Regions from separate parts of the Homo sapiens genome. Here region 1 is linked to region 2. A link is a loop called in an ENCODE intact Hi-C map of the cell type or tissue named here. Cell type or tissue: ascending aorta. All regions are shown on one strand. Each heading gives the region's core, and the rest is flanking DNA. Links, peaks and the distances in the headings are about the cores only. Region 1 overlaps OSBPL9 (oxysterol binding protein like 9). Region 2 overlaps OSBPL9 (oxysterol binding protein like 9).

Region 1 (16,098 bases), core at 3,382-11,381, 100 kb before region 2:
AGACTTTTGAATGTTCAAATGTCACTTCCTCTGTGAAACTTCCTTTTTCTCCCTAAGTATAGTAACAACAACAAACTACTCAACAAACTCACTCAGAGGAATCCTTTGATGCCTCCTATCTGCTGGACATTACATATACATTATTTTATTATTTGTATATTACATACATATTATATTACAATAGCCCTATGATGAAGAAATTATTACAGTGAAGAAATATGAAGCTCAGCGTCCCACTATTAATTGTCCCATTATTAATGTGGAATTCAAACTGGATCTGAGTTTGGGGCGTGTGTGCACTTTCTACTGCTGTTGCTCTATCATCATTAGACAAGTGTATAGGAAATACATGATGAGCACCTACAATCCAAGAATTAAGTTTTATTCACACTCGCGCTCTCACTACTATTTACACAGTAAGAAACTTTTAAATGAGCAATTAAAGGAATAAACAAAAAGAAGAAAAGAATACAGACTGGGAACCAACAAACTGGAATACGGGAAGACATGAGAAAGATGATTAACCAATGAAAAAAAGAGAAGAATTTCATTAGAGAATGGGAATGGGAGAAGAGTTTTTGAAATGAGTATCAGATTATCAATTATTCATTACGAAGTAGAACACCCCAGAGTAAGCAAAAATTTCTTAACATTTAGTAATAACTACATATCCACTATATTCAAGGTCCTGTGTTAAAAGCTGTGGTGGAGGCTGGGCATACTGGCTTGTGCCTATAATCCCAGCACTTTGGGAGGCTGAGGTGGGTGGATCACCCGAGGTCAGGAGTTCGAGACCAGCCTGGCCAACACAGTGAAACCCCGTCTCTACTAAAAATACAAAAATTACCTGAGTGTGGTGGCGCACACCCGTAGTCCCAGCTACTCGAGAGGCTGAGGCAGGAGAATCACTTGAACCCAGGAGGCAGAGGTTGCCGTGAGCCAAGATTGCACCACTATACTCCAGCCTGGGTGACAGAGCAAGACCCCATCTCTAAATAAATAAATAAATAAATAAATGCAAGCAAGCTATGGTGGAGACAAAGGTAAGTATGAGAGAATAACAAGAGCATTTAAATTGTAGGTGGAATGTGACAAACATCATACAAGAATGCTCTAAGCACCCTGGAAGTTCAGTTCAAGGAAAGATCATGCTCTGTTTGGGGGAACAGAATGAGGGCAGAGCTGGGAAACAATTTATTGAGGTGGCACTAGAGAAAAGCCTTAAAGAAGAGTAAGGCTGTGATAAAAGAACAAGACATGGAGACGGGAGAAAAAAAAAAAGACAAGGAAAGGATAGGAAGAGGGGTGTGACAGGGATTAATCAGTGAACCAGTGTGGCTGGACATATAATGAAAATATAAAGTGGGCTGATGAACACAAGCTTGGAAAGGGACACTAAGACTGTAACACTTAGAATCTCTATTATCAGACTCTCAGCATTTAAATTTTAGGTAAACATTTTTCTTCCACAGAACATGTAAATTCATAATCCAAATAGGGTTAGATTAGCAGGGAAGCTTATATACTGCCTTGGTACAACTTCTTACCACTTTAGATAACGCAGAATTATAAACCACCGAGTAAAAATGCTGAAGAAGAAAACATGGATAAATACCTTTAATGTATAAACAGCTCTTACAACTCAAGATGAAGATCACTACTCCAGTAGATAAATGGACAAAGGAACTGAACAGCCAAAAAACATTTTTAAAAAGTTTAATTTCACACGTAATTTAAAAAAAATAAATATTTTTTTCTTCTACTTAGGATTTTTCTGAGAACTCTTATTTAACAGATTTTCTTCAATGTTTGTAGTGCTATACTGATACATGCTATTAAGTCAAACTGCTGTAACAGTGATGAAGAGAGCTGGGTTTAGCTGTCTTCAACCTGGGTTCAAGAGCTTGTTTAGCCTCTTCTTAGCTGTGAGGAGGCCCTGAAAAATTAACTCAATTTCTCTAAGTACCTGAAAAGGAAGATAATTACATGCCCTGCTTATATGTTAGGGTTCTTTTATTTTAAAGACTGAGTGAGGTTAAATGGGATGTGACTGTGTAGTATTTTTAAAAACTACAAAGTATTTGGAAAACAAACTCTTTTTGGAAAGTATCTGAAGTGAGAAAACATTCTTATAAAAGACACAAATTTAAGGCATTATTGTAACAATACTTTGGAATGCATAAAAGGAACCAAGATTTCAGAATCTGTTGGCAATCACAGCCATTTGTGCCAATAAAAATTTCAAAAATGACTTATTTTAAACACATTCAGTAAAAAATAATTATGATAATATCATTTATAATATAACAAGCTTTTAGCAGCTATGGACTCAAATATGGTTTATTTGGCAGAGAAAATTATGTGAGGCAAGAATTACAAACTTGATTGTGGCAAATACATCTGGTTGCCTCTCCCCATCCATGCTTCACCCCCAAGAACTCTGATTCAGTTCAGGTTCAGCTGTGGGCTGCCATGGCCTTCTCTTCCACGTCTCAAGGGGTGAATGTGGATTCATTTAAACCAATCATTTAGCCTCCCCCTTGCCAGTGGCAGGTTTAGGCACGAGCATATGCCTGATACTGGCCAATGAGATTCAACAGGAAGCCTAATGAGCCACTCCTGGAAAACAACGTCCTTCCTAACAACAACAACAACAACAACAACAACAACAACAACAACGCCAGCAGCTGTACAATCTAATGATTACTGAAGCAATTCCGGGGACAAACTCCTGCAAATGTTCTCCTACCTAGAACATTCCTAGTAAGTGTGTTGGGCTCCACAAATAAAAGTTGTCCTTGTGTCTCTGTTCTCACTTAGATTAGGGGTAAAAGGTTTTATTACAGACACTTACTTGAAGGTATTATGAATTAGTCTTTTTCTTAATGGCCCTCTAAATCCAAAACAAAAAGGAGTTCACTACTGACAAAGACTATAACACTGGAATTGATTTTGCCCTAACAAAAGTGAGAACTCTAAATTTAATCAACTCCCCAAAGCTCGGCAGAACAATAATCAATATGAAAGTTAATACAGTTCAAGCCTTCAAGACAAAGGCAGTAGTGGAAAGATTACAGGTTTTAAAATCATGGAGCAGATTAGAATCTCAGTCTGCCACTTAATATGACTTAACACGACTCAGCCACATTACTTAACTTCTGAGTTTTAGTTTCCTGATGAAATGAAGTTAATAACACCTACTCTGTGGTACTGTGGTGAGAATTAAGTGAAAGGAGGGGGTTTTCTAGCACAGTGGCAGGAATATACAAAGGCACCCATACACCAGTCTCCTAATTCAAGCATGCATTCTGTTGAGAGCTCCAAGTTTAAATTCAAATTCAAATCCAGACTATGGTAATTTTGCATGACTCAATATGTGTCATTTTGCGTGCCTGTAGTCCCAGCTACCAAGGAGGCTGAGGCAGGAGAATCGCTTGAACCTGGGAGACAGAGGTCACAAATATGTCACAATTTTACATTTACTACCTCTTCCAATCCTTACAATAACCCTCTGAAACAGGTTACTATGTGTCCAATTTGCATAGAGAACCCTGAAGTCCACAGAGGAAGAAACAGAAGAAACTCACTGAAGACCGTGCGTGGTTTGCTAATATTAGAGGTAGGACGAAAACACAGATCCTCTGACCCTAAGATTAGAACTCTACCAAATCTTAATCCATACAACTCATACACACTGTTCTCTATGAAATTATCCTAGCTTGACTTATTTCATCATTTATAAAATTTTGTTTACTTATCTACATCTATATTAAATCACAAGAAGACACAGGTATAAAAAGAAATTATGTCATTTTACTACATTTGCAGGCACACTCACCACGCAATCACTGAGAATCCATACATACCCACACAGACTTACAGCAAATTTGGTCTTACCTTAGTAAGATCCATTCCAAGTCTAACCTGCGACAAGAGATGCATGATAACGCTCTTGTGCTCCTCCACAGACCCTGCCTCCGCATCATCATCTCTGTCATCATGTGAATCAAACAGGTCTAAAATAAAGCAGATCTTATTAGAATGGTGCTAAATTGGGCCAATCTGTCCTGATACTAGAATTACAATTTTGTTTGTTTGTTTGTTTGAGATGGAGTCTCATTCTTTCGCCCAGGCTGGAGTGCAATGGCACGATCTTGGCTCACTGTAAACCTCCATCTTCCAGGTTCAAGCAATTCTCCTGAATCAGCCTCCTTGGCAGCTGGGATTACAGGCACGCACCACCATGCCCAGCTAATTTTTTGTATTTTTTTAGTAGAGATGGGGTTTCACCATGTTGGTCAGGCTGGTCTTGAACTCCGGACCTCAAGTGATCTGCCCACCTCGGTCTCCCAAAGTGCTGGGATTACGGCATGAGCCACCACATCTGGCCACAAATATTTTTAAAGAAAAAAAAGTTAAATTATCAAAGGTCACTTACCAGCATCACTTGTTCCATTGGACAAGGAAGAATTAAGTGATTCTGTGGTATCTGGGCGTTTTAGACTATTTCCCGAGCTGCTGTGTGTCAGGACTGAGGCAGATCCAGAAGAACTATAAAAACATTAATTACCTTATTTAAGCTAAAGAAAGCAATTTAGAATCATAGTAAGCTAGACTCGTACAGTTAGCTGGTTACATGCATGCATATATATGCTTTAGAATTCTCTTGATGACAAGGTCTCTTGTCTTATCCTTTATGCACAGGATGTGCTCAACAAAGCCATGTTGATAGTCAAGACCTAGAAGTCATCAAAAATTAGTGAGATCTTTGCCTCTGCATTTAAGTTTAAAACTAGAGTTCCTTTTATGATTTTGTTACTGGGTATAAATCTAAATATGTCACAATTCTTGGCAACAATTCCAGAAACGGCAAGTCTCAGAAACATGTCTTGTCTTTATGTTTGAGATCCTTTAATAAAAGCCCACATTGGTATTAACACTCTTCCTAATCATTAAAAAACTGTACTTGAAATTATAAAATAAAAAAACATCTTATTTATGCAAGTAAATTCATGCTAACTGGCTTTTATGAGCCAGTTAACAGGTCTAAAGAAAGATTATTCTATTATTAATAGATTATCATACCTGTGATCATAATTTACCGATGGAAGTGTGTGTGTGTGCGCGCACACGCACGTATATTTATATTTTTCTTAAGAGACAAGGTCTCCTTATGTTGCCCAGGATGGACTCGAACTCCTGGCCTCAAGTGATCCTCCCACCTCAGCCACCCAAGTCACTGGGTTTACAGGTGTGAGCCACCACACCCAGTTGGTATTTGTATATAAATAAAGGAAAAATAAAAAAGGCACACAATTTACTTATTAAATGTAAAAATTGAAATCAAATTTCTCACGCTTTAGATATTTATAAAACAGTACACATGAGTCTTATTACAACTCTACACGTGCGAAAACATGTATTCTAATCTAATCATAATTTGCCCTTGTTACTTAACTTCTTTTAATTTTTTTAAATTAATAAACTTTATTTTTAGAGCAGTTTTAGGTTCATGGCAAAACTGAACAGAAAATATAGACAGCATGCATACATTCCCTGTCTCCACACCTGCAAACCTCCCTCATGATCAACATCCCATACCAGAGAGGTATATTTCTTACAACCAATGAGCCTACATTGACACATCATTATCACTCAAAGTCTACAGTTTATATTAGGGTTCACTCTTGGAGTTGCCTGTTCTATCGGTTTTGATAAATATATGACAACATGTATCCACCATTGTATCATACAGAATAGTTTCACTGCTGTAAAAATCCTCTGGGCTCTGCCTGTATTAGAACACTAGAATATTAGGATATTCTAAAATTAGAATATATTATGTTATTCTAGTTTGCCCTGGTTACTTACCTATTTTTCAAAATTTCTTGAGTAACTAAGTATTACTTCTTTGATTATTTAGTAGTATATATCACAAGGTATTATAACTAATGTCCACCTCACCAGTTTTGAGAGGCAATGGAAAATATGTCTAAAAGATACAGGTAAGAGAAATCAAATGATCATTAAATGACAGAACTGGGGCCAGGCATGATGGCTCACGCCTGTAATTCCAACACTTTGGGAGGCCAAGGCAAGAGGATCACTTGAGCCCAGGAGTTTGAGTCTAGCCTGGGTAACATGGTGAGACCCCATCTCTACAAAAAATAAAAAATTAGGCTGGGCATGGTGGCTCAGGCTTGTAATCCCAGCACTTTGTAAAGCCAAGGTGGGCAGATCACTTGAGGTGAGGAGTTCAAGACCAGCCTGGTTAACATGGTGAAGCCCCATCTCTACTAAAAATACAAAAAGTTAGCCGAGCGTGGTGGCATGCGCCTGTAGTCCCAGCTACTTTGGAGACTGAGACATGAGAATCGTTTGAACCTGGGAGGTGGAGGTTGCAATAAGCCGACATCGCACCTCTGCACTCCAGCTCCAGTTTGGGCGACAGAGTGAGATTCTGTCTCAAAAAAAAAAAAAAAATTAGCTGGGCATGGTGGTGTGTGCCTGTGGTTCCAGCTACTGGGGCGGCTGAGGTGGGAGGATCACTTGAGCCCATGAGGTTGAGGCTATAGTGAGCTGTGTTCGTGCCACTGCACTCTAGCCTGAGTGATAGAGTGAGACCCTCTGTCTCAAAAAAAAGCATGAAAGTTACCTTTAAAATGCTTTGTGCCTCTGTGATGTATCTCAAAATAGAGTCAATCTTTTAAATCAATTGACCTAAAAACCCCAAATCCTATAACATATGAATCTTATTTTAGATGTAATTTCAAAGGTCCTATTTATGCTGTGTTTTTTCTCCTTACCCATGATTAGAAACCATGTCTGAGCCAAGTGAAATACTCAGTAAGACTGTAAATTGAAAAAAAATGGGATAAATTTTCAGCCATTTCATAATTTACCTTGTTCAGAACAAATGATATAAAGAAAACAGTTAAAAACAACACCTATGTATACAGGAAAGTTTTATCTGCAATGGGCTAAGTTGTCTAGAATTTAGGCATAAAATCATAAAGTATGCAAAAACAATTTAAAGCTATGAATTATAATAATAATTTATCGAGTACCTTGTATGCACCATACACGGTATGTCTATATCTACATTACAACCCTAAGGAAAACACAATGACGCTCATAATACACAGACGCTCGGAGGTTCAATGACTGGTCTGAAGTCATACAGCTGGTGAGTAGTGGAGCCATTTCAAACACGTCTGGCTCCAAAGTACAAGTTCTTTCCAACATGTACTTTTATCTAATTTATAAATGTGTAAACTACAGTGCTCAGTGCCATAGTTACACAGAAGCTATCATTAGTATAGGTCTTTAGAAAAAGAACAGTGAAAGGACTTAAGCTTTCAAGTTCTCTTCCTTCAGAAAGAGAAAAACAAAAAATAGTAAAAAGAAATTTGACCTCAGTTAGAAAATCAGCAGTAGCAGCTGATGACCAGCAGGTGTCACAAGCTCAAATAGCTACAGATGCCAGGCAGAGAATATGTGGATAGGACCAAGACATAAGATATATATGGAACTGGGGAGTCAGCATACCCAACCTGAAAGAATCTAAAGCCTTGTTAAAACAAAACAAAAAACAAGTCAACAGAACACTGTGCTGCCCAAATAAAACATCTGCAGTCCTTACTGGTTTGGGCTTCTAGATTAGAATATACAAACAAGGAAGAGTGAAATTGAGGGAGAAAAGGAACACAGAGTGGGTTAGTTGGACATAAAAACTTAACTCTGGACCCTTTCAAAGAGATGTTCATGAACTGTGTGTTTATTATGGGACAGGGTACTGGGAGAGCATAGAAGGAACCTTAACAGCAGGAATAGAAGAAGCCCATGAGCCTGTGCATGACTTTGTAGACCTGCCTATTACAGGTACAACAGGTGTTTTAAATGTTTCGATTTCATAGAAATTTTGGGAGAATCCCTCAAAACGGAGCCAGAGAGTGTCTATCAGTGATGTTACCAAGAGCTAACCACATATTATCAAGCTTTTACTGAATACAGTCATATGCTTTTAAAGGATGGATACATGAGTGATTTACTAGCAAGTGACATTCAATTGCACTTTTTTAGAACAATAGCTAATGTATTGTCTTTAGGCCAGGTGCAGTGGCTCATGCCTGTGATCCCAGCACTTTGGGAGGCCGAGGCAGGCGGACAGCCTGAGGTCAGGAGTTCGACACCAGCCTGGCCAACATGGCAAAACCCCTCCTCTACTAAAAGTACAAAAATTAGCTGGGCATGGTGGTGGGCACCTGTAATCCCAGCTATTCAGGAGGCTGAGGCAGGAGAATTGCTTGAACCCAGGAGGCCGAGATTGCACCATTGCACTCCAGCCTGGGCAACAAGAGCAAAACTCCGTCTCAAAAAAGGCTGGGCGCGGTGGCTCATGCCTGTAATCCCAGCACTTTGGGAGGCCGAGGCGGGCTGATCATGAGGTCAGGAGATCGAGACCATCCTGGCTAACACGGTGAAACCCCGTCTCTACTAAAAATACAAAAAACTAGCCAGGCGTGGTGGCGGGCGCCTGTAGTCCCAGCTACTCGGGAGGCTGAGGCAGGAAAATGGCGTGAACCCGGGAGGCGGAGCTTGCAGTGAGCCAAGATGGCGCCACTGCACTCCAGCCTGGGCGACAAAGACTGTGTCTCAAAAAAAAAAAAAAAAAAAAAAAAAAAGACGGTCTTTAATTCTCTTTTAAATAAAATAATGACTGAACCCTTCAAAAATTAATAATAACCTTTCATTTTCGAATTTTCTTCCAAATGCTTATTTTCTTTTAACCCCATTATTATAAAAACTTTTTTTCCAAAATTAAATTTCTATTGGCAAACTGCTAACAATGGTTTCTCAATAGTTTATGTTTTAACATTCAAAATGAAAAAAAGAAACCAATATGCTAAACTAAGCCCTTTCTGCTACACTGGCCTTCTTTAGTTGTAGATTTAAACCTCCCTTCCACGTCTTAACTATATATATTCACCTAGACCACATAGGACTGGCTGAAGGTAATTGGCTTGCAAATTTACATTTAATTATTTCCAAATTTGTACTGTGTTAAAAAGCAAAAACCCTAGCTATAGTAACAGTATAGTAACAGTCCCCTGAGAAAGCAGAATTAGAAGTAATTCCCAACAAAAACTAAGCTATTAATACATCTACAACAAACACAAGTAAAATGAAAGTAAATCAGTAATTCTACTTCTTTTTTTTTTTTTTTTAAGACAGAGTCTCACTCTTGTCACCCAGGCTGGAGTACAGCAGCCCAATCTCGGCTCACTGCAACCTACACCTCCTGTGTTCAAGAGATTCTCCCATCTTAGCCTCCCGAGTAGCTAGGACGACAGGCGTGTGCCACCACACTCAGCTAATTTTTGTATTTTTTTAGAGACAGGGTTTTACCATGTTGCCCAAGCTGGTCTCAAACTCCTGGGCTCAACTGATCCTCCCACCTCAGCCTCCCAGATTGCTGAGATTAGGGGCATAAGCCACCACACCTGGCTCCCTAAACTGTTTTTGTTGTTGTTGTTTGTTTGGAAACAGAGTCTTGCTCTGTTGCCCAGGCTAGAGTGCAGTGGTGTGATCTCAGCTCACTGCAACCTCCGCCTCCCAGGTTCAAGTGATTCTCCTGCCTCAGCCTCCTGAGTAGCTGGAATTTATAGGCATGTACCACCATGCCTGGCTAATTTTTTTTTTTTTTTGGTATTTTTAGTAGAGATGGTTTCACCATGTTGGTCAGGCTGGTCTCGAACTCCTGACCTCATGATCTGCCAGCCTCAGCCTCCCAAAGTGCTGGGATTACAGGCGTGAGCCACCACACTTGGCCTCCCTAAACGTTTTTAAATAAAATTAGTGCCTTAAAGCCAGTGCAGAGAGACAGATTTGAGGTGGACTTCCATTTCCCTGTAAGTAGACTTGCAATAAAAAGCTTTTCTTTCCTCAAAAACCTGGGACTTAGTAATGGCTTCTAGCACATTGGGCAGCAAGCCCCTTTTGCTCCATAACACTGTAGGAAATAAATTTCTGTTGTTTATAAGCTACCTAGATTACTGTATTTTGTTATGGCAGCTTAAAGGGACTAAGATACCATACCACGTATTTCATTAGATTATAAATGTCTGCCTATTCCCCCAAAAGTTCCCTGTGGGCAGGGCCTGGATCTTTGTAACCTTGATATCAACCTAGCACAGTGCCTGGCTGATAGGTGTTGAATATTTCCACTCTAATTAAAAAAAGAAAAAAGTAATAGAAACCTCTTATTTGTATAATGCTTCATAGCTTATTCACTCTCATTGGACCCTCTCCTAATGTTGGTACTGTAGAAACGGCCAGGGTTCAACTAATAACGCTGGCACATTACTATAGGTGATGCTATTTATTCCACTTGGATTAACTTAGGACTAAAATCAAAACTCTCACAGAACTGGCTTTGCTCAATAAGCCAACCAAAAACAAGTTGTCCATACAACTATTATACATCAATAAAAAAACTTCTATTAAAAAGGTTGCCCTTTTAATTTTCCCAAATAATAACTGATGAGGCAAGTCTGTCATTAACACTAGTCTCAAAATCAAATTAGATTTTTAAAAATCAGGAGAATCATTTAAATACATATTCTGTTCATCTACTCACTCTATTAAGCGCTTTGGGGATGAGCCACTTTGATGGAATTCATCAGCATCATAAAATTCATCTTCACTGCTGGAGTAAGAGAACTCTGGGACTGTATTTGGAGACAAGTTCACGTGGCTTGGAGAAGTGAGACTGCTACTCGGTGGTGAATGGCCACTGCCTAGGAAGTTAAAAGGGTTTTAGAGAAAAATATTGGTGAAAGAGAAGAAACTAGGGAGATGGAGTCAAAGCAGACTTTTCTAAAATCAAAAAAGAGTTTGGTTAAGTTTGTAAAAGTCGCTACAGTATTTATAAAGAAAATCAACATTTAAACTCCACACAGAAAATGGCAAATCATGATATAAAATGAGGACACAGCCTTTTAAATAAATGAAACAAAAAGCTATGTCCTCATTCTATAATTAAAGATTATCATTAATACTAGGAAGGGGGCCCTTTTGATTATATGAGTTGTGGAGTTGCAAGTCCAACAACAGATATGATTACAATGGGATGCCGGGACTCTTATTTTACACTGCAGATCCAGATACCTAAAAATGCAGCAGTGAGCCACTGGGAATGCAAAATGAAAAGAATATTAAGACCACATAAACATTAAAATATTGCAGGATATCACATTCCTATCATTCAATATTTTTTGGCAATCACATGGAAAATACACACACCATCCAAATTCCTCTCCTCTTTTCCACCTAAGTCAGGGGCTCAGAGGTGGAGATAAAAATAGAGGACTACGATGAGAAGAATGCAGAAAATGAAAAGATTCAGAAGAACATTTTTCTATTCCTAAATAGTCTAACTAAAGAAATGGAAATTAATGAAGACCCAGACAAAGAAGCCTGCCATCTAATCTCTGAGATGATCATCTGGTACCTTATCTACTAGTAAAGCAAGAACAAAAAAGTATCAAACCAATCGACAAATGGAGTATTAAGATCAATTTAACTTACTGAGCATTTAAGGGCTGTCAGTCAGGCAATTTATACTAATCTACAGATGTCTGGTGAAGACTAAAGTTTATTAAGACACTGATGGCAATCTGAAAGCCAGGGCCACAGTTCTGGAAGAAATTGAAGACAGCAATAAAAATGAATCCAGGCTAGGCACAATGGCTCATGCCTGTAATTCCAGCACTTTGGGAGGACCAGTTGGGAGGACTGCTTGAGGCCAGGAGTTCAAGACCAGCCTGTGCAACAAAGTGAGAGCCCCATCTCTTAAAAAAATAGATAAATAAATTAGCTGGGCATGGTGGCATGTGCCTGTGGTCTCAGCTACACGACAGGCTGGGGCAGGATCACTTAATCTGAGGAGGTCGAGGCTGCAGTGAGTTGTGTTTGTGCCATTGCATTACAGCCTGGGTAAACAGAGTGAGACCTTGTCTCAAAAAAAAAAAAAAAAGAATCCAGAGTCACTTACGGATTTTTTGCCCATTCCTATATGTATGGTTCAATAGTTGTGAAAAAAAGCACATCAGTTTGCCACATTTAGTCATCATATTCACAAAGGTATTTTAAAAAGATAACACAAAAAGTTTAACCCCTAAAAGGTAATGCTTATTTTGGAAATTCCAAAGGTAGCTCACCTTATTAGTAAATAACTTCATATTCTTTTTATTACCCAACAGAAAAAGTAAGAGAGAAAAGCAGCTTTTTCTTATTGGAATAAAAAAAAAATTGATCAAGAATTGCAAATGATTAAGTAGCATGCAAATATTCCAGGTGATCACACAAGTGAAACTGTATCTAAGAAGAAAAGTTTGAGTGGGAACTGCAAACAAAAGATCTGAGATTTACTTAGGAGAGCAAACATTTTATCTTATTCCTTTATTTCTTTTTTGTATTAACAAGAGAAGTAAGGGAAAGAAAAGTGGAGAAAATGAAGTTAGGATGAAAAATCAAATAAGATATAAATCACAGGAATTTAATTTTAAATTTTTCTTTAAATCTACTCTAAAGTGTTAGATTTTTGAAATACCTTCAACTGAAATAGTTTTCAGAAGATTATCTTCTGGAAGTAATTTTTACAAAAATTAATATACATAAGAAGAGCTTCTCACTTTCTCAAAGTCTGTTGCTAGTTTTACGTATTTCCAAACAGAAAAATTTTGGAATTTTGGTTGTTTCAAAATTCCAACATAAAAATACGAACAACAACAAACAGGTACTATTTTTTAAATGAAGAAGAGGTGACACAGCTCAGGAAATACAGAAGTCAGCCAAAATATTTCAATTTCATTATTCAAATTGCTTATCAGCCTTTTCCCAAGAGCTTCAAGTAAGAGAGCTATTTTTTTTCTTTCAAAATTCAAAGGCAACTGCCCATGCTGTTAAATAGTAAAGATCAAAGTAATAGCATCAGTACTTTTACTAATTCGAATTTTTTAAATCACAGGGTAATTATTCATCATTACACAGGAAAAATCCTACCCGGGAAAAAAATCTGAGGATGAACAAAAGGGGCTGATCTCCCACTTCTTCAAGAGTGGTTTTGGTTTTGGTTTCCAGGTTTAACAGTGTGAAAAGTGCTAGATGCTTCCTTGAGTTTGGTTCTACAAGTTATTCAACATACATTTAATTAATTTTAAAACAAGATAAATCTAGTATCTAACACTGATAGTATCCCTGTAAAACAGAGAAAAAATAAAGACCCTAAGCCTAAACGAATTAAGAAAATGCAGGCTGGGCGCGGTGGCTCACACCTGTAATCCCAGCACTTTGGGAGGTGGAGGTGGACAGATCACCTGAGGTCAGAAGCTCGAGACCAGCCTGGCCAACATAGTGAAATGCCGTCTCTACTAAAAATACAAAAATTTGTGGGGCGTGGTGGCGCACATCTTTAATCCCAGCTACTCAGGAGGCTGAGGCAGGAGAATCACCTCAACCCAGGAAGTGGAGGGTGCAGTGAGTCGAGACAGTGCCACTGGACTCCAGCCTGGGCAACAGAGTGAGACTCCATCTCAAAAACAAAAAACAAAACGTTTAAACAAACAAAAAGAAAATGCAAATTAAAATGAAGTATCTTTTTTCTAACTATAAAACTGGCAAAAAGGTGAAAGACTGATAAATGTTTTCTAAAAAAATATACATATGCCAAAGGTGCTGTACAAGGATATCACTGAAGTATTGCTTCCATCAGTGGAAAAAACAAGCAATACCTGCCCAGGCAGCTGTAAAAAGAATGCTGTAGACCTAATTTTACAAACATGGAAAGTGCTCTAAGTGTTCTTTGTTAAAGGAAAAACGCAAGTCACAGAAACACATAACCTAAGTTAGGTTTAAACAAAAACAATAAAAATACACGACATAAGTGTATATGCACATACATGTATGCAAATTACTGGGGGGAGAGTAAAGAGGACTTGCAGTTTTTATTCTGTGCACTTCTGTGTCAGCTTCATAATAAGAAAGTATGCAAGTCTAGCTGGAGTAAATTTTTCAAAAAGTCAACATAGATCACCAAATAAATGTTAAGGTAACAAACAAACAAAACTCTGTAATATTTTATTTTATTTAAATTATTCCAGGCATGGTGCCTCATGCTTGTATAATCCCAGCACACTGGGAGGCTGAGGCAGGAAGACTGCTTGAGCCCAAGAGTTTGAGACCAGCCTGAGCAACATAGGGAGACTCCTCTCTACAAAAATTAAAAATCAGCCAAGTGTGGTGTGTGTGCCTGTGGTCCCAGCTACTTGGGAGCCTGAGGCCTGGGAGGTCAAAACTACAGTGAGCCCTGATCGTACCACTGCACTCCAGCCTGAATGACAGAGTGAGACCCTGTCTCAAAAATAAAAATTTTAAAAACTTAAAAATAAATAAAACTTAACTAAAGCTTCTCTTTCAAACACAAAGCTAACCACTTCATGTATGGAACTATAATGTTAAAACTAACATATCTCCAACAGAAAATATACAACACATTTCTTCAACTTTCCCCCTCCTCATCAGAGGTCACAAACAAACCTCAAATGTTAATAGAGTTATGAGACATAAAGAAATTATGCAAATCTGTACCTGTACTATTTGGTGTAGGAGTCTGATGATGTCCCAAGGTAGCCAACACAGGTCCAACTGGTAGGGAAGATGGACGCTGCTCTGACTTACACAACTGAACAGGTTCTAGGAGATTTGAACGTATAAAATAAGGTACAGAAACAGCCAAACACACATTCTATTGACTGTAATTGTCTGGGATTCAAAATCCTAAAGGCCAGTAATTTTTGAAACTTTATTTCATTAAGTCTAGTTCCATGCTACTCCTTCCTTTTGACTTCCTAGCCTCTTAAACTCAATGATGATAGGCTACAGAGTACTAAGATACCAGGCAGGATATCAAAAAACCAGCCACAGTAGGCCAATACTGCAGTATAACTATGCTGTAAAACCAACAAATGCTTCTGATGATAATGTGTTTCTGAGCCTCAAACCACAAAAAATCTGAAGTGGAGTACAGTACCTGTTCCTCTTTAGCCCCAAGAGGTAGTTTAAGCTAATTCACTTAAGAAGTAAAAACTCACAAAAGGATTTCACATACTTACTAGTACTTTTAAAAAGAGTTTTCCATTTTACAGTACAATTTCTGACTTCACTATGCCATCGAGAACATAGAAATGTTGGATATAACAAAAGGGCAAAAGGAATCAGTCAGTGTAGCTAGGTATTGGCCCTGAGCCCTTCTTTGCCAGTTTTTAAAAAATTGCATGTATTGCTTTATACAAAAAAAAAAAAAACAAAACAAAACCCAGATGTCATGTGATCAGTAGGCATCATAAATTTCCCTCTTCACTTTCTCATTATCTTAAAATCTACCATGAACATACCATTTGTATTGTTCAGAGCTACACAGAATACCCCAAAACGGAACATCCCTGGATTATCCAGAATAAGGTATAGTAATTTTTCCTCGCTAGCCATGAATTCTGAGTCATAGAATCCTGTTCTACCAGTGAATCCAAATCGTAGTAACCAAGTTTGTTTTCTATCTCACTTTGAATAACAAAACCACTTTCATCACACTTCAGTAAAGCCCCAATATCAAAACATTATCATCTTTTTTCAGTTCACTTTTGGCTGTATTATTTTTTGAGTGCTTTTATTAAAAACAAGGAAAATCAAAAATAAACAGTAATAGCTAAGACTGCTATGACAGCCACACAAATTATTTTTTTCTCATCAATGAATCTAAGAAACATTTTCCCAAATTACCTGGAGGTAACACAGTCTGGGAAGGCATTGTGCTGATCACAGGTTCCAAAGGACTAGGTTGATATATTGCATCTACGGGATTAATAGTACTCTAAAATAAAGAAACACAATATAGCTATTTTTAATTAAATGCTCTTCTCATGCTACCCTCCCAAATGCCCACATTTATGACTTCAAAATCCTGAGGGTAGCTATATAGATATGTTGATCAAAATGAAAAGAGGGAATGAAACACCTTTTCTATACAGAAGTGTAAGA
Region 2 (16,098 bases), core at 3,795-11,794:
AGCCAAAGACACTGCTCCCACCTGTGTGTTAGATCCCATTCTCTCTTGCTTTCTCCAGGACACTGATCCAGCAACTCTCTCCTTTCTCTCTTGCATCATCAATTCTTCCCTGTTTACTGAATCACTGCCAACAACATAGAAATGCTATTATTTCTCTTATCCTACAAAAACAAAACAAAAGCTCCCTTGCTCCCATTTCCCCTTCCGGTTACTGCTATATTTCTCATCTTCCCTTTACATCAAAACTTGAATGCACTGTCTCCACTCCTATCTTAAAATCACTCTTCTCAAGGTTACCAATAAACTTCTCAGTATTAAATCCTGTAATCATTTCTCAATCCTCATCTTATTTGATCTGTCAGTAGCATTTGACATAGTTGCTGATCCTTCTCTCCTCCTAGAAACACCTTTTCTTGTGGCTTCCAAAGTACCACATTCATTTGGTTTTCCTCCTCCTTTTTGGTTGCTTCTTCTCAATCTCTTTTGCTGGTTTTACCTCATCTTGCGCCCTCTCAATAAATGTTTGAGTGCCCCAGGGCTCTGTAGTTGGACCTCTTTTCTCTCAACATTTATTCCCAAATTCTTGTGGCTTTCAATACCATCTATGTGCCAATGACTCCCAACTCTATTTCTGCAGACCAAACTTTTCCACTGAACTCCAACTGCCTACTTGACATCTCCATTTGCCTATTTGGTGGACATTTAAAACTTGTTTAGTAAACATGTCCAAAGCTAAGCTCTGATGCCCACATTTCCCTCACCCTCCCAAAACTAGTTCCTCCTGCAATCTTCCACTTCAGTTAATGGCAACTCCATTCTTGTTACTCAACCTAGACTTGTCTTTCTGTCATATGTTACAGCTCAACCTTCAGAATAAATATACTGTCATACAATGAAGTATTACTTAGCAATATAAAAGGAACTATTAATATATACAACAACATAGATGAATCTTAAAAACATTATGCTGAGCTAAAATAAAGCCAGAAAAGAGAGTACATATGGTATGATTCCATTTATGTGAAATTCTCCTAACAAAACATCTATTCTACAATGATAGAAAGCAGAAAAGTAGTTGCCTGGGGCCGGGGGCTGGGGCTGGGGACTGACTGACAGGAGCATAAAGGAATCTTTTGGAGTGATGGAATCTATATCTTGATTGTGGTGGTAGTCATGAGTAAATAAACTGATTAAAATGCCTAACTGTATATTGTGTACATTTTATTGTATGTTAATTACACCTCAATAAAGGTGATTAAACATGCACACAATTCGACCACTTCTCACTATCTCCCCATCTCCACTGCTACCATGTGGGAGCCACTACCACCTCTCTTCTGGTTTACAACAGCCTCTTACTGCAGAAATAGTTTCCCTACTTCTGTCCTTGCCCCTCTGAATTTTACTCCCAACACAGTGGCCAGAGTCATCCTGTTAAAACATAAATCACACCATGTCACTCCTCTGCTCAAAACCTTCTAATGGCCTTTTATCTCAGTCAAATTCAATGCCCTTATAAAGGCCTCATATGGTTGGACTTCCTGTGTCCTCTCAGATTTCATTCTCCATTACTCTCCACCCATGGTTATCTGCACTCCAGCCAGAGCTGACCTCTAGCTGTTCTTCAAATATATGAGTATAAACTACAAAAAGAAAAACAAAACAAAGTATATGACTGTGTTGGGGAGGAAGGCAGGGTGGGTACGTCATTCCAGGCAAAGAAATGATGTATTCACCCCACCTCCCCCACCAACATAGCCATATACTTTGTTCCCTGACTTTCTTCAGCTCTTCACTAAAAAGGCACCATCTCAGTGAGTCTTTCCCTAGCTACCCTATTTAAAATTTCAACACTTCCCCTCTCCCTGCAACCTCACCTCTATTTCATTTTCTCCTTTCGTATTTTATTTTTTTCTCCCCAGGACTTATCACTCTCATTTACTTATATTTTACTAACTTATCATGTTGATCGTGTTGATTACCTTTCTCCTTTCCTGGAATGGATGACTCAAGGGGCAAGGAATTTTATCTGTTTTGTATACCACTGTATCCCCAGAATAATGTCTAAAATAGATGTTGAATGAATAAATGAATGTATCTGAACAAACTCTAGCTTTCCCTTTAATAGTTGACAGTAGAATTTGTTTTATAATGCATCAACTGATATTTCATTTGCTTAAAAAAAAACTGGTGTATTCAATAAAAACTTCAGCACATTTAAAGATATGTTCACATATATAGCTAAAATTTGCTTTCAATTCTAATCAAGAATTTAAGATCTCTCAGACACTGATAACTTTGTATCAAATTTGCAGGGATTTTATGATCAAGGACCTATGAATGTGAAATAGCTCTCATTAACGAAAAAAAAATACAGTCTTACCAAGTTCTTTGCAAAATCCAGATCTCATGCTAAAACTCCCATAACTACTACAATAGAAAATAAACTAATTATTCTGACAGTTTCAGAACTATGAATCCATTTTTAAAATGTGCATAACTCTTATCATTTAAATCCTTCCTGAGGAATATTTCTTGTTTTATAAGCCAAATAAGTATGAGAGTGCCAAAGGGGACATAAATAATTTAAAAGTAAATCAGAAGGTAGAGGTACAGCTTCTGAGGGTCCAAAGGAGGTGTCTCCTTCTTAGTAACTGCAGAGAAGAGAATTCCATACTGCAGCCTTACCTGCACCCAGCAGCTCTTTCTTGAAATGCATTAAAATATTCAACTTCATTCAAGTAAAGAGTTCCAGAGTGTAGGAATTACCTGCTGATTTATAGGCAGCATTACATATTTAACTTAAAAATAAAAACTCTGGGCTTTCATAATAGGATTTAAAATGTTTTATGAAGTTAAATATAGTAGAAAATTTCAGGACAGCATCGTTATTAAAGCAGCTCTGAATAAATTATATCATCAAACACAGTAAATATTTTAAGGTTATGTGGAAGAAAGCATTAGAGATATCACTATTGAGTACACTGGTTTAGGTTTGTTGAATATAACCTGCATCTTTCATTACTATCTGTCAATTTCTGAAAGAAGACAATGAAGAAAAATAACTGCAATTCACTATCCTAGCACAAAAAGACAACAGCTGCCTAAACACCTCATATAACATATCTGGCCTCTGTTAGACTTCATAACCAAAACATTTTTAAGCAATAAATGTATTTAATATTTATTTATCTTGGCATACCTAGCATCTCTAACAGTGCACTGTTACTTGTAGTTGAGAGAAAGTGCTAACCTCTCCAAATCTTTTCATTTCTAAGTTTCTTGAACTGCTCGAAACATAAAAGAGAGATTACTCTGGAAAGGCAAAATAACAAAACCATTAATACTAAAACTAACAGTCACTCCTAATAGACAAGAGGTACTTAGGACAAGATCATTAAAATTGACTTTTATTTGCTGGTTTAGAGTTTTCAAAGCAAAATGAAATGAGAATGATCATACAGTACCTTACCCTTTCTACCGGTGAACCATAGCATGCAATGCCGAAACATAGCAGTGGCAGATGGCATTTAACTATAAAAAGGATAATAGCAGAGAAATGATGGCTGGCAAACAAAACACAGAAATACAGATGAAATGAATGCAAACTTGTAGTTCTTGAAGCAGAGCAAAACCTTTAAGCCAAAGGTTGCCACTAAGCTTCAATTTAATTTATATTTTGAGTTTTACACAGACAAACACTGCAACCTTCACAATCAGTCTTTAGACTCTTCATGCAGAAGCAGAACCATACTCCTTGATAAAGAAGATCAGCAACCTTCTGTAAACACAAGCCAGCAGCAGCAGCAGCCCATTACTCTCTCCCTTCACTGATTTTTATCCTTTAAAATTTTCATCTCCAACTGCAGCCAGATCCACAGTCGTTTCAAATCGATCTACATCCATTGCAGATACAAATCCCTGCCTAACCTGCAGTACCACTTCATCCAGAATGTTCCTATGCACTCGTTCATGCAGGATCAGTTGCAAAACCATTCAAGTCATCCAGCAAACAACCCAAAAGAGAAGAAAAGAAGCAGATGGGACTATGAAGAGAAAGAATCTCTTCTTTCAGCTCACCCTGGAAATGGAAGGTTTTCTGATCAACAGTTATTGTGAAGGTGCTGTCGTCCTCATCGTCTATACCAATCACAGCTCCCTGTGAAACAAAGAGCAAAATCCCAATAAGGCAAACAATGACATCAGCAATATTCACTACTGCTATAGCCCTGGAATACTCAATGCACCAACGACACTGGAAGCAGGCTAGACACAGAAAAGAGGAAACTGAGACTCTAGTTTTGCTTAAGGAGAAAGAACTAAAGGAGAGGAGCTGGCAGGACACTCTAGTACCATGTACAGGTACATTCTATGCCTTCCTTAAGGGCATAGATGTGCTGGGAGGCGGAAGGGACAAACACAGAAGCTGAATCTAGGATCTGTGTTTTAAGAGCCAGCCACTGAGCCTTTCTGAACTTCAGAATGCTCTCTAAAATGGGAGTCAAAAACCTACACCTCACCAGGTTGTTGTAAGGCTGAAAGAAGGCAGGTGCTCTTCAGCAGGCTGCTTCTGTGATAGTATATACTTGTTAGTGTAGAAATGCCAGGTGACATTTGCTTCAAAACACTGTCCCAACCCCTTCTTCCAAGTGCTTCCATAACCACTTGTACATTGCCCTCCAAGAGCACTTTTCACAGTATACTGTGATTATCTGTTCATATGTCAGCATCTTCCTACAGAACCACTATGAAATCTTAGAAATCAAGGACTATTTTATTTGATACATGGCACTTAAGTACATACTTAGTATATGTTTCTAAATAAGAGCACAAACAACTCTCCAAACTGGGGGGTGGGCAGGCACACACAATGGGGAACTGAATTTACAAGTTGTTTTGGGAAGGCGGACTGGGTAGGTTTTAACCCTTTTAAAAAATACTTTTTTATTACTATTTTTTGAGACAGAGTCTCACCCTGTTGCCTAGGCTGTCACCCAGGCTGGAGTGCAGTGGCACGATCTCGGCTCACTGCAACCTCCACCTCCCAGGTTCAAGTGATTCTCCTGCCTCAGCCTCCCAAGTAGCTGGGATTACAAGCGTGTGCCACCACACCCGGCTAACTTTTGTATTTTTAGTACAGACAGGGTTTCACCTTGTTGGCCAGGCTGGTCTCGAACTTCTGACCTCAAGTGATCTGCCTGCCTCAGTCTCCCAAAGTGCTGGGATTACAGGAGTGCGCCACCACACCTGGCCCCCTTTTCTTAATATTCAACTACATGCATTCTGTGAAGACAACAGGAATTAAGATAAGAGACAGGAAACTAAGCAAAATAGGGAATCTATTGTTCAATGTCCTTAAGAAAAAAGTATCTTAAGTATTCCAGAGAGAAAGACTACAGAACACAGAATAGGTCAAATGCCTCAGGTGATAAGAGAAGCCGTGTGCCCTTGATAAAACCAGAGACCTTGACAAGGGAGTTGAAATGACTCAAGGGGACAAAATACCTAATCCCATGAAAAAAGGCTACATAGGGGGACTACTCCTATACCAGGAATATTAGGGAATAGGATCAAACATTTATTCATTTCTTCCCCAGAGGCTATCTGGATGAACCCCAACTCTATCCAAATTCCACCTACTTGAATTACTTTACTTATTCCTCAGTGTCAGATGGGGTAGGAAATTTTATCTCCATTTTCAAATAGGGAAAGTGTCTCCAGAGAGTATAATGACTTGCCCAAGGTCACACAAAGCCTTAACAGCAGAACCAGTACCAGATCACCATTGGCATGGAACCTAGCTATTCCACGACAGCAAATACAGACACACTTCAGTGGGTAAGCACGTGCAGAAACAGCTCATTCTGGTTAATGTAATTTGTGATTAACTGAGTTAACCTTCTAACTTGTGATGTATCAAATATTTCCTGAGCCATAACTAAATACCAAAATATATGCAATATACAGCTCTGGAATATATGCCCTGCCTTCAAGGCACTTATATCCAGTACAGGAGATAAAACATGCAAAGAGGTGACTATAATACAGGGCGAAAAGTTATCTCTCTCTGGATGAACCTTGAAAACAGTATGCTAAGTGAAAGAAGCTAGTCACTAAGGATCACATGTTACATGATTCTACTTACAAAAAATGTCCAGAATAGGTAAATTCATAGACTGACAGTAGATTAGTGGTTGTCTAGTGCTGGGAGGGTTGGGGTGAAATGGGGAATGGCTGCTAATGGGTATACTAGATTTCTTTACAAGGTGATGAAAACATTCTAAAATTGACTATGATGATGGTTGAACAACTCTGTGAATATACTAAAAACATAAATTGGATACTCCAAGTTGATAAATTGCATAGTATATGTATTATATCTCAACAAAGCTATTGCAACTCACTCCACTCTCAAATGCCTGCTCTTTCTCTTGAGTTCCTTAATTAAGAACCCAAATGTAAGCTCAACAAGTCACCTAGTCAACTCTGGTAGAAACCTCCAGGTCTGTACAACTACCCCTTGTTCCATTACCACAGGCTGTGCTCATTCTACCTCTCAACTATTAAGTTCACCAACTTGTCTCCATCCTCTCTGCTACTTCTGTAATTCAGGCTTTCATCGTTTCTTGTTTGGTAACAATCTGCCTGCCTTCAGTCTGGACACTTTACAGTTAGTTCACAGTCCTTGCTATTGCCGGAGTAATATTTCTGAAGCACAGACTCTTATTAGAGACTCACATGTTTAAAACCTTCCTTGGCTCTCTATGAACTAACAGATAAAGTCAGCATTACTTCATAATGTCATTCAAGGCTGTTCAAAATCTGGCCCAACCAACATTTCCACTATCGTCACCCAGCTTCCTTCTGCCCCACCTCACAGACACCCCATATGAATTCAGCTTCCACATTTCTTCCACATACCTCACTCATGAAAATGAGTTCAGTGCAATAGCTGGCAGCATTAACTAGTCACTGTGGTTTAGTGCTCTGTGATGACAAGATTGACGGCAGTGTTATCCAACAGAACTTTCTGCAGTGATTAAAATGTTCTGTATTTGTACTGTTCAGTTTAATAGTCACTAGCAACAAGTGGCTACTGAACATTTGAAATATGACTAGTATGACTGAGGATCTTAAATTTTTAAAATAATTATTTTAATATTTTAAATTTTTAAAAACACCAAGCAATTTCACTTTTTAAGGTCATTCTTCAAGCTCTATTTCTCACCATTTGTTAAACAAAAGCAAAATCCCACATCTCCCTCTAGCTACCACATCTCCTCACATTGCTTTCAGAGAGGAGCTTTTTGAAAATTGGCTGTACCTTAACCTTCCATCCACTCTTGCAAGCTGGCTTCCTTCCTCTCACGGCACCAAACTTCTCTCTCACAGATCTCCAATGACCACATTACTACTTTAGTTTTGTTGTACAGAACTTCTCCGGAGGCCGGGTGCGGCGGCTCACACCTGTAATCCTAGCCCTTTGGGAGGCCGAGGCGGGCGGATCACCTGAGGTCAGGGGTTTGAGACCAGCCTGGTCAACATGTTGAAACCCTGTCTCTACTAAAAATACAAAAATTAGCCAGGCATGGTGGCGCATGCCTGTAATCCCAGCTACTCAGGAGGCCGAGGCAGGAGAATCACTTCAAGGCAGAGATTGCTGTGAGCCAAGATCGCACCACTGCACTCCAGCCTGGGTGACAGAGCGAGACTCTAAAAAAATATATATATATACACAAAACATTTCTCTGGAGCACCTGTTGCTGCTGCAGAAACATTTCTCGCTGCGTACTTTAGATAGTCTATATGGAAAAAAACATTACTTTCTGGACCTTTGCACTTTCCCCTCTCTAATCGAAGGCTTCTTTGAAGACTCGAACCTAGCTAACAGTCTCCTACTCCAATCAGGTCTTGTCATGATCCTGAGCATTCTTCAGTGTATATATGCACAATTGATCTGATGCTCTGGTCTCTCAGTGTCTTGATTTGTTGAATTACTCAAATGAACTACATTGCTATTCTCCTTCAGTCCTTCATTTCCTATGACAAAAACCCTACATCCACACTGTCCAATACAATAGCCATTAGCCACATATTGGGTATTTAAGTTCTAATTAAAGTTAAGTAAAAATTTAAAATAAGTCCCTCAGGCCGGGCGCAGTGGCTCATGCCTGTAATCCCACCACTTTGGGAGGCCAAGGCTGGCAGATCACCTGAGGTCGGGAGTTCAAGACCAGTCTGACCAACATGGAGAAACCCCGTCTCTACTAAAAATACAAAATTAGCCAGGCATGGTGGTGCAAGCCTGTAATCCCAGCTACTCGGGAGGCTGAGGCAGGAGAATCACTTGAAGCCGGGAGCTGGAGGTTGCCGTGAACCAAGACTGCCCCATTGCACTCCAGCCTGGGAAACAAGAGCGAAACTCTGTCTCAAAAACTAAATAAATAAATAAAGTAAGTCCCTTAGTCACACTAGTCATACTTCAAATGTTCAACAGCCACTTGTGGCTAATGACTATGAAACTGAACAGCACAAATACAGAACATTTTAATCACTGCAGAAAGGTCTGTTGGATAACACTGCCGTGAATCTTATCATCACAGAGCACTAAACCACAGTAAATAGTTAATGCTGCCAGCTATTGAACTGAACTCATTTTCATGAGTGAGGCATTATGCTAAGCATTTTACATATACTATCTCATCTGAAAATAACACTACATTGAAATGTAACATATATACAAATCACAAGTGTACAGCTCAATGAACAGAAAAGCTCCCCTTGTAACACTTCCTAATCATTAACCCAACCCTCCATTCCAAAGATAAATACTATCCTTAGTTCTAATATAACAATTAGTTTAGTCTGTCTTTGAACTTATTTATTTATTTATTTATTTTTGAAACAGAGTCTTACTCTGTTGCCAAGGTTGGACTGCAGTGGCATGATCTCAGCTCACTGCAACCTCTGCTTCTGAGGCTCAAGTGATATTTGTGCCTCAGCCTCTTGAGTAACTGGGATTACAGGCATGCATCACCACACGCCCGGCTAATTTTTATATTTTTTGTAGAGACAGGGTTCACCATGTTGGCCAAGCTGGTCTCAAACTCCTGGCCTCAAGTGATCCACCCATCCCAGCCTCTCAAAGTGCTGGGATTACAGGCAGGAGTCATCATGCCTGGCCCTGTCTTTGAATTGTATACAAATGGACTCACACCACTTATTTTCCTTTGTGTCTGGCTTCTTTCATGCACCATGTTTGTAAGATTCATCCATATTGTTGCATGAAGCAGTAGTTTGTTCACTTTTATTGCTATATATATCATTCCTCTGTATAGACCCACAATTATCAATTCCATTGTGCATGGACATTTATGTTGTTTTCAGTTTTACGTTATTAGAATAAAGCTCCTATGAATATTCTTATTCATATCTTTTGTTATACATGTATTTATATTAAATACAAATCTAGGAAAGTAAATTTGCTAGGTCACAGGATATGCATATATCAGGTTTAGGAGATACTATCAAATCGTCCTCAAAAGTGGTTGTGTCAGCTATACTCCCATCAGTGGTATACGACAGTTTCAACTGTTCCAATAACTTCACTAACAGTTTTTCACCTTAGTTATTCTTGGCAGGTAAGTAGTGACATCTCATCATGGTTTTAACTTCCACTTCCCTAATAACTGACAAGGTTAAGTATGTTTTCATGGTTTCTGACCATTTGAAGATCCTCTTTTGTGAAATAGTTTAAGTTTCTTCTCCATTGACAAGACTGGACTATCTTTTTCTAATGACTTGTAGGAGTTCTTTCTATATCATGGGTATGAGCCCTTCAATGGTTATAAATTAAGCAAGTATCTACTTCTACTCTGTTGCCTGCTTTTGCACTCACATAATGATATCTTTTGATGAAGAATTCTTAACTTTAATGTAGGACAGTGTATTGACTTTACATTTTATAGTTCTGCTTTCTATGTCTCCTTTAAGAAGTCTTTCCCAGTCCCAAGGCCATGAAAATATTCTCCTACATTATCTTCTGGAAGGCTTTACATTTGGATATCAGGTGGAGTAAATCCTCCAATTTAAAAAAAGTTTTTTAATAAATAAACATCTTGAACATAGTCATAGCCAGCCATCCCCAAAGGGGCAGAGGAAAGCAAATCACCATTTCTACTGGGTTCTGTATGTTGGCTGAGAAGGCAGGAATCAGGAATGGATACTCTTGACTCTTCATAAATTTTTAGTCAGCTACACACGTTTTACACACACACACACACACACACACACACACTTGCCAGCATAATGACTCAAATGACTAGAAATAAACTGGGATTTGCCAGTCTAAATAAATAGACTGTCATTTATTTAGGTCTTTTTAAATTTCAATAATGTTTTATCATTTCCTGAGTAGAGGTCTCACTCATCTTTTGTTAATATTTATTCCTAAAAATTTGATGCTTTTTGATGCTATTATAAATGTTCTCCATTTAAAAAAATTCATGTTCTGATTGCCAGTTGTTAGTATACAGAAATATCACTGATTGGCCAGGTGCGGTGGCTCATGCCTGTAATCCCAGTACTTTGGGAGGCCAAGGCGGGCAGATCATGAGGTCAGGTGATCAAGACCATCCTGGCTAACACGGTGAAACCCCATCTCTACTAAAAATACAAAAAATTAGCCAGGCCTGGTGGTGGGCGCCTGTAGTCCTAGCTACTCAGGAGGCTGAGGCAGGAGAATGGCGTGAACCTGGGAGGTGGAGCTTACAGTGAGCCGAGATCACGCCACTGCACTCCACCCTGGGCGACAGAGCGAGACTCTGTCTCAAAAAAAAAAAAAAAAAAAATTCGTTGATTTTTATATAATGACTTTGTATCTGCTTATCTTGCTAGATTCAATTCTCAATTCTAATAGTTATATCTATAGATTCTTTTGGATTTTCCATATGCTCGATTAAGTTGCTGTGAATAATAGTCTTATTACTTCTACTCCAAGCCTTACACCTTATATGTCTTTTATTGCTTTATTCATTGGCTAGGACTCCCAACAACAAAAGCAGCCATCGGGTAGAAATTCTAAACCTTCCTGATGTGCCCTCCCACCTGAAGACTCACTTGCATCTAAACCCAGCATGCTTCCTTTCCACTTATCATAATGGAAAAGGCATCCATTCTTCTATCGAAAACCCAGTCCTTCCACACTCATGCTCCATATCCCTGCCAATTTTCAATTTCTGTCTCTCTCTTCCTGGTCTCTATTTCTCTTCTCTGTCTCTCTCTCTCTTTTTCCCAACTGCATTTACACATACTCAAGACTCAAGTCTTTATACTCTTTAACAACAGCCCTTTTCAATTCCATGTCCTAACCAAGCAATTGGCCAGCCTCTCTCATTCCCTTTTAGTCAAGATTATTCAGCTGTCCAATCCTCTAGTTTATAATTTATTTTAACCTTCCATTCCTTGGAGGATATGTTACCACACCAATGGTTCTTCTTCACCTTCACACAAGGTGACCATACGACCTGGTTTGCCAGGAACAATCCTGGATTATTCCTGTTGTCCTGGCTCAATAATGAATAGATCCCCCTTTCATTCTCAAGCAGTTCTGGTTTAAGGGATGTGGTCACTCTCCGCCACAGCCTAGCCTACAAGGCCCTTAGTGATTTGCTCCATGCCTACCTCTCTATTCTACACTTAAATAGCTTAAGGTTTACCAATTGCCCCAATTTCTCTCCTACCACCATTTTTTGCACATGTTCCCTCTGCCTGAGACATCCTTCCTCTCCCTTTATCTGGGTTTAGAGTATTTTTTTGATTATATCTGGTAAAGCAAAACTCCCTTTGATAATCTATATATGAAATGGTGTTCTGTTGTTAAGAAAAGTTATTTGTTATACTAACCCACAAAAATATCAATGTTTTTCTTTCAACTCCACTTTTATGACCCCCATTGTGCCAACATAATAAACATATACATCTTTCAGTGACCTCTCATGATTTTTTTCTGAAGGTTTCAGATGGTCAGCTTCTTAAAGTTCTATCAGTACTTGAGGTCACCAAGGTGCCTGTTGCTCCAGGGTCACACTATCAAGGCACCAAAAAGAAACTAGAGCTACACAGTCTTGTCCCACTGGATGAATTTCCTGACTTTCTCTCTTTTCGTTTTTTTTCTATACACACAGACATACTTCAGACATGAATCATCATTCTGATGCCAAAGACAGACAGATAGTTTTGCTCTCACGGCTTGGGGTAAAAAAAGAGAAACAAAATTCTGGCTATTTTGGGGCCAATCTCCCTTTGCGAAAAGTAGGCTGGTGAACTGGTTCCAAAGATAATAAAAAAGAATGATGACTCCTCTGAGACATAGATTGCTCACAGGCTCCTAAAAGGAATGTAGACAGTGCTAAGAATACACAGCATAGCTACTCCCATTATAACTCTACAACCACATACTTTTCATCACTGCTTAAATGACATTGGAAGTCTATTTACATTCACATAGTGCATTTAAATGTGGTCCCTGAGATTTAGGCAGAACAGGTCACTACTCTTCTTTAGAGATTAAGAAACTGAGACTCAGGTTTAAAAAAAATTTTTTTTAAGTTTGCCAAAAGTCCAACAACTAAAAGGGAGAAGAATACTAGGTCTTGCAAACCCTGATCCAAAGCCTGTTCTTAACAGGACATGGTGACAGTAAACAATATTCACTAATTACTTCAACAAACTTATTAAATACCTATTCTGGGCCAAGAACAGTAACAGCCAAGGGATACAAAACATGTCTATGCCCTGGAGGAACATACAGTCTAGAGAGGAGTGACAGAATCAATAATATAGAAGGGAGCAGAATGGCTTGCAGTTCAACCTGCTCACTAAAGAAGACGCTGCATGGAGGACCTACTTTAGCATCATTCATTCATTGATTCAACAAGTATTTATTGAATTTCTAGGCACTGGCCTAGATGCCAGTAAGAGAGTGGTAAACAATTTGCTTTGCTTTTGCATTCAATATTTTACCTTCTTATTCCCCCTTACATGAATTGAAAGTATGTAACTTTTCTACATTTTGAGAATTCTTTTGTCTTTTTTACAGATTTGTATGCATTTGGGGGGATTTTCTTTTTGTCTTCTTTATTAATATGCAGGAGTTATTTATATATACACAGAATATTAATCCTTTGCCAACTGATGTATTTTAAGTATTTTCTCTTCTATCCATGAGTTGTCTTTTCCCTTTGACTGTGGTATCTTTTTTTGTTCAAAGGTTTTAAATTTTGAATGTTGTCAAATCCACAAATATTTGCCATTGTGGTTTATGCTTTCTGCTCTATCTTGACATCATAAAGATATCACCTATGCTTTTTTTCTAAGTTTAAAATTTCATTTTATACCTCTTATACATCTGAAATTTGTTTTTGTGTATCACATGGGGTAAAGAGTAATCTTCTTTTTTTCATATGGACACCCAATTGATCCAGTTTCATTTACTAAGTGATAATGTCTGATTTGTAACGCTCTATCATATACCAAATTTCCAGCTTTCTCCAAGACCCAAATCCAAATGGTTCTGTTTTTCAGCTTTCTCTTCCATTCCGCTAATCTATTTCTGTCTCTTATAACACCACCATACCATTTTAATTACCATAGTTTCAGTTAAAAACTTAATATCTGGAGTGGCAAGTCCACCAACTCCTTATTCTTTAAAAATATCTCTCCCCTTTCCCAAATTTTAAATGACTTTTAGAATCACCTTGTCAAGTTCTTTGACAGCCTAATTTTGTTGATTTATGCTTTTTTGAGAAATTATCCATTTTCATATAAGCTTTCAAATTTATTGGCAAAATGTATTTGTAGTAGCTTCCTGACAATTTTTCATCTCTACTATTACGTACTTTTCTTTTTTTCATTCTTAATATTATTTATTTGTGCCTTCGTTTTTTTCCTCCCAATCTAACCAGGGTTTATTTTATTACTTTTTTCACAGAATCACAGTTCAGTTGGTTTATGCTCTCTACTGTTTATTTCCCATTTCATTAGTGTATTCTTTTTGTTATTTTCTTCTTTCTATTTCCTTTGCTATTTCTTTTCTTTACCTAATTTTAAAATTTTAATGTTTAGATCATTAATTCTCAATCTGTCTTGTAATATATTCATTTAAGATTATAAATCAGACTTCCATAGATGCAGTTTTAACATGTGGTTTTCTCATTATCGTTCAGACTTAAATATTTCACAATTTCTATTATCATTTCTACTTCCACCAATGAATTATTCAGAAGTATGTGTGTGAGGTGGGTGGCTACTGTTTCATCAAGGGATTTCTAATTTTTTCCATTGTTGTCAAAGAATGTTATCTATGTGATACTGCGTCTTTGGTATTCTCTTTTTCCATAACAATTTAATTTCTTTTCTTAGTATTCTATGTCTGATATTAATTCTGTTTCCCAGCTTTCTTATGGTTAGCACTTGCCTGGAATATATTCTTCCATCACTTTCTTTTTCATTTAATTTTTAATTTGTAATTATGAAATAGTATAAACATTCATAAAATAGAGCACTAATGACATCTATGTACCAATCACAGAGATTAAATAGATGTTTACATCTTGCCCAAGGGAGGATATTTTCAATATTAAATTCATAGAGAAGAGAAAGAGCTTACAAAAAGGCTACTGAATTAACGAGAAAAGCCACAATGAATAGAGTGACTTTTCACTGTGAAATAACAAGACAATTGATAAAAGTTCTTACAGGATACAGATCCAAGGGAAAAAGGAAGACATTCTTAAGGTTATACATTAACCTAAAAATAACACCTTATTGCATTGTGAAAAAAAAAAGTGATGGTATCAATGAAATAGGGCACTAACAGAAGTCATTACTGAAAATATTAATATTCTGTCATGGTGCACCACCGACCTCTCTTGTGGTAGACTAAAAGAAAAGAGAATAGATAATGCATCTCTCAGGAAATCACATTCAATTCTGATACCTAGCACAACAGGTAAATGGAATACTTAGTTTCACTGGATGGAGTAAAAGAGGGTCACTCTAAATCACATGTAGATTAATAGTTTTCAAAGATGTATAATAAATTTACCATTAAAACTTTGTTTAATATAATTCATTTTTCTTTGGTGATTCCTAAGGCCCTTTAGAATTCTTCAGAATCTGAGATTCATCTGTATTAATAGAAATTATGAATTACAAAAAAAAAACTACCATTCATTTAGATCCTATTAAGCTCCAAACACCGTGTTTGAGTACTTTTCAAAATGTATTAACTAATCTGGTACTCACAACACTATGAGTAAATGGCATGATGTCTATTCCAGAGATATGGGAAATAGGGCTCAGAGCTGAAAAGTTGCCTCAAGTCACAACGCCAGAATGTGGCAGAATCCAAGTCTGAATTTCATTACATACATGCCCTGTATTTGTTTTTGCCACTACACCCTACTTTTTTTTTTTTTTTCTTTGAGACAGGGTCTTGCTCTGTTACCCAGGCTGGAGTGCAGTAGTATGATCTCAGCTCACTGCAGCCTCGACCTCCTGCACTCAAGTGATCCTCCCACCTCAGCCTCCCAAGTAGCTGGGATAGAGGTGTAAGCCACCACACCCAGCCAATTTTGTTCATTTTTTTTGTTTGTTTGTAGAGAAGAGGTCTCATTATGTTGCCCAGGCTGGTCTCAAACTCCTGGACTCAAGTGATCCTCCTGAATCAGCCTCCCAAAGTGCTGGGATTACAGGCATGAGCCACCAAGCCCGGGCCACACTGCCTCTTTAATGTTGTCATGTCTCCATTTTCCAGATATTATCTGAAAATGCCAATGTTTTGTTTTTGACTAGTATGGGAGAGGATCAGACCACAGGACTCAAGCAACATTTTATTTCTTCATCAAGGAAAGGGCACCGTCTAGTGGCACACACTTCATAACCAACACAAAGAAGGTTTTTCACTTTTCTGCTTTCCTCCACTGGTTTGACACTACCTTATAATGACTTACAGTATCTGAATTCACTCTTCTAGTCCAGAGGAATGGGAGCCTAGTAACATTAAGAATTGAACAGGGCTTTGAAATAAGACCCAAG

The links. Peaks named below come from ENCODE experiments on the same cell type or tissue, not always from the same donor. Only the 100,000 strongest peaks of a DNase experiment are listed, where the experiment ranks them.
Region 1: a loop joins it to region 2, with 2.0 times the contacts of the local background. A loop is called at or near these places in 9 of 110 quality-filtered maps.

Annotation. Positions count from the first base shown.
Region 1 is chr1:51,760,523-51,776,620 of GRCh38, reverse strand. It overlaps OSBPL9 (oxysterol binding protein like 9), which reads right to left. Exons shown (of 24, transcript NM_024586.6): 10 at 15,841-15,931; 11 at 14,650-14,754; 12 at 10,640-10,799; 13 at 4,439-4,551; 14 at 3,898-4,016. Among named protein-coding and RNA genes, the nearest start is that of MIR761, 68 kb to the left of the region's middle. In ascending aorta, for the core only: a CTCF peak has its summit at 7,457 (motif pointing right); no DNase peak of the experiment used is centred there; H3K27ac peaks cover 1,119 bases.
Region 2 is chr1:51,657,495-51,673,592 of GRCh38, reverse strand. OSBPL9 (oxysterol binding protein like 9) reads right to left here. Exons shown (of 24, transcript NM_024586.6): 3 at 4,081-4,159. Among named protein-coding and RNA genes, the nearest start is that of OSBPL9, 48 kb to the right of the region's middle. In ascending aorta, for the core only: no CTCF peak of the experiment used is centred there; a DNase peak (open chromatin) is centred at 6,942; H3K4me3 peaks cover 372 bases; H3K27ac peaks cover 6,594 bases.